2 separate regions of the Homo sapiens genome follow, and region 2 is linked to region 1. A link is a contact called in ENCODE Hi-C or POLR2A ChIA-PET data. All regions are on one chromosome and are shown on one strand. The core of a region is the stretch at or near the end of the contact, and the rest is flanking DNA. Distances in the headings are between cores, read along the strand shown.

Region 1 (5,060 bases), core at 297-2,796:
AAGCTGGGCGCAGTGGCTCACGCCTGTAATCCCAACATTTAGGAAGGCTGAGGTAGGTGGAGTTCAGGACCAGGCTGGGCAACACAGCAAGACCCCATCTATGCAAAAAATAGAAAAATCAGCCAGGCATGGTGGCACATGCCTATAGTCCCAGCTAGTCAGAAGGCTAAGGTGGGAGGATCAATTGAGCCCGGACATTAAAGGCTGCAGTGAGCCTTGATTGCGGCACTGTACTTTCAGCCTGGGTGACAGAGCAAGACCCTGGCTCAAAAAATAATAGTAATTTCAAATGAGGGCCTGAAAGCTATTAAACATAAATACCACTGAGTGATATTCACACATAAAAAATGGTAAGACTTGATGAATGACTAGATGTGAGAAGGCAGGATAAGGGAAGGGGAGTTTCTAGGAGGGTATCCAGGTTTTGGAATGCTGCAACTGAAGAGATGGCCATGCTACTCACCAGGACAAGAAGAGGCAGAGCAAGTTATAGCATCAATCTCCCAAACCACCCAGTGAGGTGGTGATCATTATTCCAATTTTGCATGCTGAGAAAGTGAGGTTTAGTCACCTGTCTAGGGGCATACGGACCTAAGTGGTTGGTTCAGAATTCACTTTATACTTAGTATTACTCTAAAGACCATACTAGCTCCCTCAAAGGTAGAGTTGCCTTGCTGAGTTTTAAATATTCAGAATGACATAAAAGAATCAATGAAGGGCCAGACGCGGTAGCTCACGCCCATAATCCCAGCACTTTGGGAGGCCGAAGCGGGTGGATCATGAGGTCAGGAGATCGAGACCATCCTGGCTAACATGGTGAAACCCTGTATCTACTAAAAATACAAAAAATTAGCCAGGCGTGGTGGTGGGTGCCTGTAGTCCCAGCTACTCAGGAGGCTGCGGCAGGAGAATGGCGTGAACTCGGGAGTCAGAGCTTGCAGTGAGCCAAGATCACGCCACTGCACTCCAGCCTGGGTGACAGAGCGAGACTCCGTCTCAAAAAAAAAAAAAAAAAAAAAAAAAGAATCAATGAAGTGCAGCAAACAGACAGGATGTGGTAAATGAAGAGTGGCCTATCACAAAGAGGCCTCTGTCAAGGCAGATTCCAATGCCATTAAGGAAACGAGTAATGCAGAAGGAAATATACTAAGCAAAAATCTCCTTGAGGCCAGTCTGTTTTTCAACTTCGCATCTTTGGTGCCTGGAATATTGTCTGGTCCATAGTAGACAGTTAATAAATGTGTGCTAAATGAATGAATAAAAGAACAAAAGATAAGCAGGTTTGATGGAAGGCAAGCTCAATTTTAGATGTGTTGTGCTTGATGCCCTTGTAGGTCAAAGGAGAGGCACTGAAAAAGGTGTCTAGAGGGAGGTGTTGGTAATTTTGCAGCCACCCATATAAAAATAACAAAGCACATTAATGAATATTATCATAGAGTAGCAAGAAGAGAATCCCAGATTGATCCCTTAAAATGGGTACAAGAAGTCAGTGTGAGGAACTGAGAGCATGGTTAAAAATATACTAGTACCAAATGGAAGGAGCAGCGCTAAAGCCAAAAAGAGAACTGAATCCAATGTTCAATCTTCACAAGATGTAACAGAAAGAACAAAAAAACCTGGACAAGAATGTATTCAAGCGTCTAGTCTAGATCTTACTACCACTACAGGCAAAGGGGAGGGAGCTAGAAACACAGCTGTGGTTCTCAAGTTGGCTGCATACCAGAAACCTGGGAAACTTTAAAAACCACTCATGTTTGGGTTCAATCCTGAGATTCTAATTTAACTGATGTGGGATAAAACCTGAGTATGAGAATTTCCTAAATCTCCCCAGCTGATGCTAATATGCAGCAAAGTTTGAGAAACATGGGGAGAGAAGTAGTTAAATGACACAAGAAGCAATCATCCGAATCCAGAATGTACAATATGCTAGATCAAATAGATCACTTTTTTTGGAAAGTAGTGTTACAAAATAAAGCCTAATGAGAGAAACCAGGGCTCCCTGGAGAACTGATCAATTCCACAGTTGCAGCAGAGAAAATACAAGATAAGCCTTCAGCATTTTTGTTGCAAGAAATTAAAGAGCGCTCAAAGTGGGTTTCAGGGAGAGAGGTATATCAAAAGGGCATAGGAGCCAACCTGAAAGAACTTCTAATAGCCAAAGATAGAACAATTTGAGCATATCAATTACTGTAACACTGGAATATAACTCATAGAGCACCCATGAGTCCACACTGTTATAAACGAATAAACGGGCTGGGAATGCTGGCTCACATCTGTAAAGCCATACCTGTAAACCCAATAGTTTGGGGGACAAAGGAGGGAAGATCACTTGAGCACAGGTGTCTGAGACTAGCCGAGGCAATACTGTGAGACCCCATCTCTATAAAAAACATAAAAATTAGCCAGGTGTGGTGTTGTACACCTGTAGTCCTAGCTTCTTGTGGGGCTGAGATGGGAGGATCATTTGACCCCAGGTGGTCAAGGCTGCAACAAGCCATGATCACCACCACTGCACTCCAGCCTGGGCAACAGAGCAAGACCTTCTCTCAAAAATAAAATAAAATAAAAGGCCGGGTGTGGTGGCTCACACCTGTAATCCCAACACTTTGGGAGGCCGAGGCAGGCGGATCACCTGAGGTCAAGAGTTCAAGACCAGCCTGACCAACATGGTGAAACCCTTTCTCTACTAAAAATACAAAAATTAGCCAGGCATGGTGAAGAATCGCTTGAACCTGGGAGGCAGAGGTTACAGTGAGCCGAGATTGTGCCACTGCACTCCAACCTGGGCGACGGAGTGAGACTTTGTCTCAAAAAATAAACAAACAAAATGAATGAATGAAAGAAAGAAAAGAAAAGGAGACAGCTCCTCCTTGTAAAAATAAAATAATCTCAATGTAAAAAAGATTAAGGACAACAGAACACAAGAATGTTTTTGCTAAAGTAACCACTAAAGCCAAGATTCACGAGTGAACACTGAATTAATCTGCAAAAGTTTGAGGAAAAACAGAATACTAGGTGCCTAGTTGCAAAGTTATCTTTGCAAAATATTTATCAACAAAGGAACAAACAGTAACTTTACAGTGCAGATACCTGGCAGCTAGTATCAGCCAAGTGATCAAGGTTAACATCACCAAAAATAAGATATCAATATTATGTTGCCTGATATGGTACCCTGAGAAGGGCACATAACTTGAGGTATTCTTGCCAAAAATGCACAACCTCCATCTAATCATGGTAAAACATCAGCCGTACCCCCAAATCAGAAAGAGTCTACAAAACACCTGATCAGTACTCTTCAAAGTGTCACGCTGTGAAAGACAAAAAACAAACAAACAAAAACTAAGAAACTGTAACAGATTGAAGCAGAGTAGGATGACTCAACAATTAAATGTGATTTGGGATTGTATCTAGGAACAGAAGACGTTTATTGACCAAAAAACTGGTGAAATCTGAATAAAGTCTGTAGTTAATAGTACTGTACCAATGTTGATTTCATGGTTTTGATCATTGTACTATGGTGATATAAGATTTAATATTAAAGGAAACAGGGATAAAGAATATATGTATTATTTCTATAATTTTTATCTAAATAAAAATTACTACAAAATATAAAGTTTTTATGCCGGGCATGGTGGCTCACGCCTGTAATCCCAGCACTTTGGGAGGCCGAACAGGTGGATCACTTGAGGCCAGGAGTTCAAGACAACCCTGGCCAACGTGGTGAAACCCCGTCTCTACTAAAAACACAAAAATTAGCCAGGTATGGCGGCACCTGCCTGTAGTCACAGCTACTCAAGAGGCTGAGGCAGGAGAATCGCCTGAAACCGGGAGGTGGAGGTTGCAGTGAGCCAAGATCATGCTACTGCACTCACTCCAGCCTGGATGACAGAGCGAGACTCTGTCTCAAAAAAAAAATTATGTAATTAAGTACAGAATTTCCCAAACTTACTTAACTGCAACAATCTTATTTTTGAAAAACTCTTACTATCATCTCAAAGAGTGTTCTAATTAATATCTGAAAAGGAAGTAAACACCTCTAATTTACTCAATTCCTTGCTCTGCTTTTAACATTACAGCCCCCCAAAAATCATTAACCTCCCAGAAGCCTTAGTTTTATCATGCTGAATCTTTTAAGAATGCAACTTTAAAGAGTCATATAAATAATGTTTTGTTAACACTAAAGGTGTGTGTATACATATATACATACATATATATACACATATATACACATATATATACACACATATATATACACACACACATATATATACACATATATGTATATATTCTTTTGAGATAGAGTTTCACTCTTGTTGCCCAGGCTGGAGTGCAGTGGTGCGATCTCGGCTCACTGCAACCTCTGCCTCCTGGGTTAATGTGATTCTCCTGCCTCAGCTTTCCGAGTAGCAGGGATTACAGGCGCCCGCCACCATGCTCGGCTAATTTGTTGTATTTTTAGTAGAGATGGGTTTCGCCATGTTGGCCAGGCTGGTCTCGAACTCCTGAACTCAAGTAATCCACCCACCAGAGCCTCCCAAAGTGCTGGGATTACAAGCATGAGCCACCACGCCCAGCCTTTTTAAAAATATTTTTAATTGGAAAATTAAATGCTACAGATTTCCTTTTCTTTCTTCTTACATCTCTTAGTTCATCTGCTCTTTACAAATGGGTCTACCAATACTTTTCATAATTGTTTTCATATATCTGGTAATTTTTTGGTCAGGATGACTATACAGCTCACTTTACCCATAACTACCTCAGTTTATGTTCTTATCTCAGAATAATTATTAGTAATGTTTACTTTCACTCTCAAAAATGCCCCAGTTTGGAATGATAAAGCTTATGGTCACCCTGTCTTTGGGCTACTATAAATTCTTTTTATATTGCTTTACCCAATATATATATTTTTTCAGATGGGGTCTCGCTTTGTTGCCCAGTCTCGAGTGCTGCAGCATGATCACAACAGCTCACTGCAGCCTCGACCTCCCAGGCTCAAGTGATTCTCCCACCTCAGCCTCCTGAGTAGGTGACACTAATTTCTGTATTTCTTGTAGAGACAG
Region 2 (5,298 bases), core at 1,057-3,556, 200 kb before region 1:
ACAAGACCAAGGACCAGCCAGACCAGCTGGATTCAAATCCTAACTCTGCTATTTGCTAGCTGTGTGATCTTGGGCAAGTTACTTAACTTCTCTGTGCTTCAGATTCCTCATCTGAAAAAAAAGGATAACACATCTGCTGCAATGTGTCATCATGAAGATGAAATTAGTTAACATGAATAAAGTGCTTAACTCAGTGCCTGGTGCATGGTGCATGATCCTATTTGGCAGCATCATGAGATGAAATGGGGCGCTTGCCTCGAAAAAGATATTTGAGGTTCTTGTTGTCCATCCTGTTTGTGACCTTGCTCAAGTCACTTAATGTCTCAGGGCCTCAGTCTTTAACTTGTGAAGTGGTGCTGATCCGCCTGCCTTGACTGTGCTCAGGGATCTTAAGGATCAAACATGAGAACATTAGTAAAAAGGCTTCTGAAAGGATAAAAAGGAGAACGATCATTATGGCCACACTGAGGCATGCAGAGCCCGTAAACAGAAGTCAACAGTGTGCTGCTGGCTGTGAGAGGTTCTAGAATGATCTCACCAACAGTCACGTGGCTGGGGAGAATCACCTGGGAAGCCAAGCACACATGGTGGGGATGCTGCCCTGATGTCTCACCTCCCAGCCCCTCCCCTCACAAGAGGGTCAGAGCTTGAGGCACATGTACTGTTAGAAGGTGGCGGATGCTTCCTTTTTCCTGGGCCCACTTCCTCCTACTACAGCCCCCCCTTCTACCCTTGGAGGTACCCAGGATTCTGTACCTGGAAAGGGGCCACAGCCTTCCTGATCTCAGCTGAGACTACCTCCTCTAAGCCCAGGACTGTGCAGGGGCTGAATGATGAGGACTAAAGACAAGTACAGCAAGGCCCCACCCTCACGGAGTTTAGGGTGACTGTGGCTGCAAGCCGGACACAGCTGGACAAGCTTTGCAGGAAACAATGGAACAATTATGAATTGGATGTAATCAGGGAACTCATGGTGGACTGGAATCAAGGAGGGCTTCATGGAAGAGATGGGATCAGAACTGGGCTTTCAGAGTGAGGACAGGAAGAGGGAGAAAGGGGAAGACAAACAAGGCCATGGGCAGGCACAGAGCACACATTCAATAAATACTTGCTGAATGAATGAATGAGTGAATGCATGGATGACTATGGCGCTTACGGGGACTGGTGAGCCACTTTGGAGTCAGCATTGAGAATTTAAATGGCTTCAGAGACTAGGCAGGCAGCACTGATGAGTAAACCAGACCTAGTATGAGATGACAGGGAGTGGTGGAGACTGTGATAAGCTGGACGTCCACAGCCTATTGGCATTCACAGAAAAAAGGATTTCAAAACGCTGGAAAGGAAAAAAACAACTTAAACTCTGCTGGCCAAAACCAGCTCTAGGGTCACAGTTCACTTCTTTGGTTTACCTGGCAAGGAGTTAGAGCAATTTCAAGCAGGTCTCATGTGGCCCAGGGAAAGATGAGACTAGAAGGACAAGGCCCTGGGGTCCAGAGCACCGGCCGCCTTCGACATATGGGATGGACATCTCCTTGCAAAGCCCCAGGCTCCCTGTCTCCATCAACCACAGTGGGCATAGGATGAGCTGTCAGGCTTCCTCCCCAAGACATCCTTTCATGACCCCAGCAGTTCAGGGCGCTCTGCCTGATGCAGACCACCTACTCGGGGACCAGACTGGAACGTGGCTTTGGGGATGTTCAGGAGCTGGAGAACATGGGGCCATGGGGGCACTGTGGCTCTAGTCTATTCTGTTCCACTGAGAATCGGGGGCTAAAGGCAAGTTGCTCCACCTGTCTGTACAACAGGGACCCCACCATCCCTGCATAATGCCTGCCTTCTTACTCCGAGGGGATATGGAACAGACACATGGGATAATCAGTGAGGAAGGGCTTGCTCCGAAATCTTAGAATGACTCCCCATAGACAGGAACAGACCCCTGCCCACCGCAGCCAGCTGCACCACCCGCCCCCCGCAGGCTGGGACCCCGCACCTCTGGCCTTGTAGTACTCGTGTTCCAGCTCCCCCTCGTCGTCCTCCGAGGCGTAGTTCAGCAGCTCCGCTTCGTACAGGGCCAGGAAGTCGATGTCCTTCTTCCTCCGCCTTTTCTTCTGGGGCATCATTCTGTCGGCTGCCTTCTCCCAGCGCTCGCAGGCTCACTGTGCCGCCTCCTCACACCTGCGGGAACCTGAGACCTCCTCCCTGAGCTCTGGCGCCCACGGCCCTCCTATAGCTCAGGCCTGGGTGGGCCAGAGTGCCCCGTTTTCTTGGCTTCCCCGTGCCCAAGGTGCTGTTCCCTCTGCCTTCTCTGGCTCCTGAGCTGAACCTCAGTGCCTTATCTCTGAACCTCCTGTCCCTGTCCCCTCCCACCACCCTCTGGTGAGCCACCTCCTCCTCCTCTGTACCTGCCCCGGGGCTTCTCTTTGGGCCTCATCACTTATTCATGGCGCTGAGGGCAGGCTGACTTCCTTCCTCTCTCCCCTCCCCACCAGCCCTCTCTCCTCCCTATGGAGAATCAGGTGACACGGAGCCCTTGAAGTCCATTTCCCACCTGGCCTCACAGCCAGGGGGTCACCTGGGATCCCTCCAGGCCACCCCAGGGACAGGTGAGGGCTCCTCACCCAGGAGATCTCCCAAGCCTTACAGCCCACACGGGACCCTCCTGAGGAAGGCGGGGCCCCGGAATCAGCCAGGCTCCCAGGACTCAAAGGCCCCCGTTTCTCTCCATTATTCATGACCTCTGATCGTCTTACGGAGCAGGCGGGGTTCTCGCTGGATCCTTCTCGTTCTCTCTCTCTGCTTCCATCTCATCAAGACTGCGGGCTTCCGGAAGTGGCCTCTGGGCACGAGGAAAGCTAGGGCACCAGAAAACTCTCCCCGCTCCCCCTGCCAGGTGAGCTTTATATGCACTAAAGTTTAAACATCATCGTAGCCGATGCCCTCCCAGGTGAACTCACTAACTAGATCAGCTCACCACCTGGACTCACGGGAGGGCATCAGCAAGCTCCTACCCCAGGGCGCACAGCCCGGGCTGCACACCAGAAGCCCCCAGAGAGGTGTTGAACGCTAATGCGTGGGTCCCATCCCCAAGGATTCTGATTTGCTTGGTTTGGGACGCAGCTTGGGCCCCAGTTTTTAAAGCTCCTGGTGACTTTCATGTGCAGCCATGTTGAGGGTCCCTGAATCGCTTCTCAGGTAACTTAGGTGTGCTAACAGGAGTCCTCTAGAAGCAACACGTGTGATTTTGTCCTCTAAGCCAAAATAGTGACTCTAAAGGGGAATTTCAGGTGGAGAGGAAGAGAGGATTTGGAGCGGACGCCTGAGGAGCAGTCGGCACTCACAGGCCTCCCCGGCAGCCTGGGGCAGCTTTGGTCCTGCCCTGCTCTTTGGAGCCATCCAAATCTTCCACTAGGGGGAGGCATCTCTAACCCCGAACGTTCCTACCCAGGAAAGATCAACCTCCCCTCTTCCCCTATTCAGCTGAGGGGCCGCCCTTGAAGCAGCTCAAAGTCCTCTGAGGACCAGGAGTGAAGTTTAATGGTGGGTGGCGCGCGCCCCCTTCTGGCAATATGTGGTTTACACACCTGGATTCTTCAGGAAGAGACCTTCCTTAAGGATCTCTAGGAATCTACTAAGAAAACTCATTTTACACGAGTACCCATTCAGGGAAAAGATAATAAAACGTTTCTTAGAATTTTTTTTGAGACGGAGTCTCCCTCTGTCGCCCAGGCTGGAGTGCAGTGGTGTGATCTCGGCTCACTGCAACCTCCGCCTCCCGGGTTCAAGTGATTCTCCTGCCTCAGCCTCCCGAGTAGCTGGGATTACAGGCATACGCCACCATGCCCAGCTAATTTTTGTATTTTTAGTAGAGACAGGGTTTCACCATGTTAGTCAGGCTGGTCTCGAACTCCTGACCTCGAGATCTGCCCACCTCGGTCTCACAAAGTGCTGGGATTACAGGCGTGAGCCACCGCGCCCGGCTGTTTCTTAGAACTTTAAAAGCTGAAATCAAAATATTTTTAGAGAATCCCATGGTACTGGAACACACTGGCTAGGAGGTCAGGGAAATAATTCTATATTATTTCTGTATTATTTCAAGGTTCTCCAGACAGACAGAACCACTAGGATATACAGATCAGTAGATATATGACAGGAGGCTTACTAGGGGCGTTGACTCATGGGATTATGGATGCCGAGAAGTCCCACAACAGGCAGTCTGCACGTTGGAGACGTAGGAAGGCTGGTAGTGTGGTGGGTCCAAGTCTGAAGGCCTGGGAACCTGGGAAACCCGTGGTGTAATTCTCAGTCTCAGGCCCAAAACCTGAGAACCTGGTGGTGAGCGGGTGATGGAGCAAGTCCCAGAGTCCAAAGACTGGAGAACCTAGAGTTCTGATGCCCAAGGACAGGAGAAGAAGGGTGTCCCAGCTCCAGGAGAGAGATAAAACATTCACCTTTCCTTTGCCTCTTTGTTCTGTCGGGGCCCCCAGCCGATTGCATGGTGCCCACCCACATTGAGGGCACAACCAGTCATGTTGACACCAAAAATTAACCCTCACAAATACCAAGAGTTCATAGGGACATGAGCAGCCAGAACTCTCATACTGCTAGTTGGAGTGTAAAATGGTGCAGCCACTTTGGAAAATAAAGCAAAGCAAATACTTCCCATGCAACCCAGAAATTCCACTCCTTGGTATTTACCTAAGATAAATGAAAAAGGATATCCACACAAGATCTGTATGTAAATATTCATAGAAGCTTTATTCATAACCAAAAACTGGACACAACTCAGGCATTCATCACCTGGCCAGTGGGTAAACAAACTGAGGTACATCTGTACAGGCAATAATACTCAACAATAGAAAGGAAGGGAGTCGGGAAACATGCTACAACATGGATGCCTCTGGAAAGCACTACGCTAAGTGCAGAAAAGCGGTCAGAAAAAATACATGCTGTGTGATTACATTGATGTAACATTCTCTAAAAGGTAAAACTATAGGATCAGAAAACAGGCCTGATGGGTGCAGTGGCTCACACCTGTGATCTCAGCACTTTGGAAAGCCAAGATAGGAGGATCGCTTGAGCCCAGGAGTTTGGGACTAGCAGTAACATAGGGAGATCCAGTCTCTACAAAAAATTTAAAACCTGGTGGCACAGACCTGTAGTCCCAGCTACTCAAGAGGCTGAGGCTGGAGGATCACTCGAGCCTGGGAGGTGGAGATTGCAATAAGCTGTAGTAAGCTGTGATTGTGCCATTGCACTCCAGCCTGGGCAACAGAGCAAAACCCTGTCTGAGAAAAAAAA

Evidence for each region. Hi-C counts contacts between places; a loop is a spot of excess contacts on that map. ChIA-PET counts read pairs that join two places held with the same protein, here RNA polymerase II (POLR2A). Pooled maps may share reads with other maps.
Region 2: a loop to region 1 is called in a map of dorsolateral prefrontal cortex, with 4 times the contacts of the local background. The contact joins the promoter of LOXHD1 here to the enhancer-like site in region 1. A Hi-C loop is called at or near these places in 2 of 168 maps with a recorded cell type or tissue (dorsolateral prefrontal cortex and posterior cingulate gyrus), 1 of 37 single-sample maps with no recorded cell type and 7 of 50 pooled maps. POLR2A ChIA-PET finds 5 or more read pairs at or near these places in 1 of 52 experiments (GM12878).

The regions. Positions count from the first base shown.
Region 1 is chr18:46,858,430-46,863,489 of GRCh38, forward strand. The region is part of intron 3 of PIAS2 (protein inhibitor of activated STAT 2); the gene reads right to left. Among named protein-coding and RNA genes, the nearest start is that of PIAS2, 57 kb to the right of the region's middle. RefSeq lists an enhancer at 1,259-1,328. Within about 2 kb of position 1,547, at least 2 of the 41 ENCODE cell types and tissues checked have a DNase peak (open chromatin) inside an H3K27ac peak, as active enhancers do; they include GM12878, where a contact is called at or near this core.
Region 2 is chr18:46,654,914-46,660,211 of GRCh38, forward strand. It overlaps LOXHD1 (lipoxygenase homology PLAT domains 1), which reads right to left and starts at 2,307. Exons shown (of 41, transcript NM_001384474.1): 1 at 1,991-2,307. The coding sequence starts at 2,120. LOC105372096 (a long non-coding RNA gene) reads right to left here. Exons shown (of 3, transcript XR_935430.4): 3 at 5,287-5,298. RefSeq lists enhancers at 2,555-3,504, 3,315-3,364.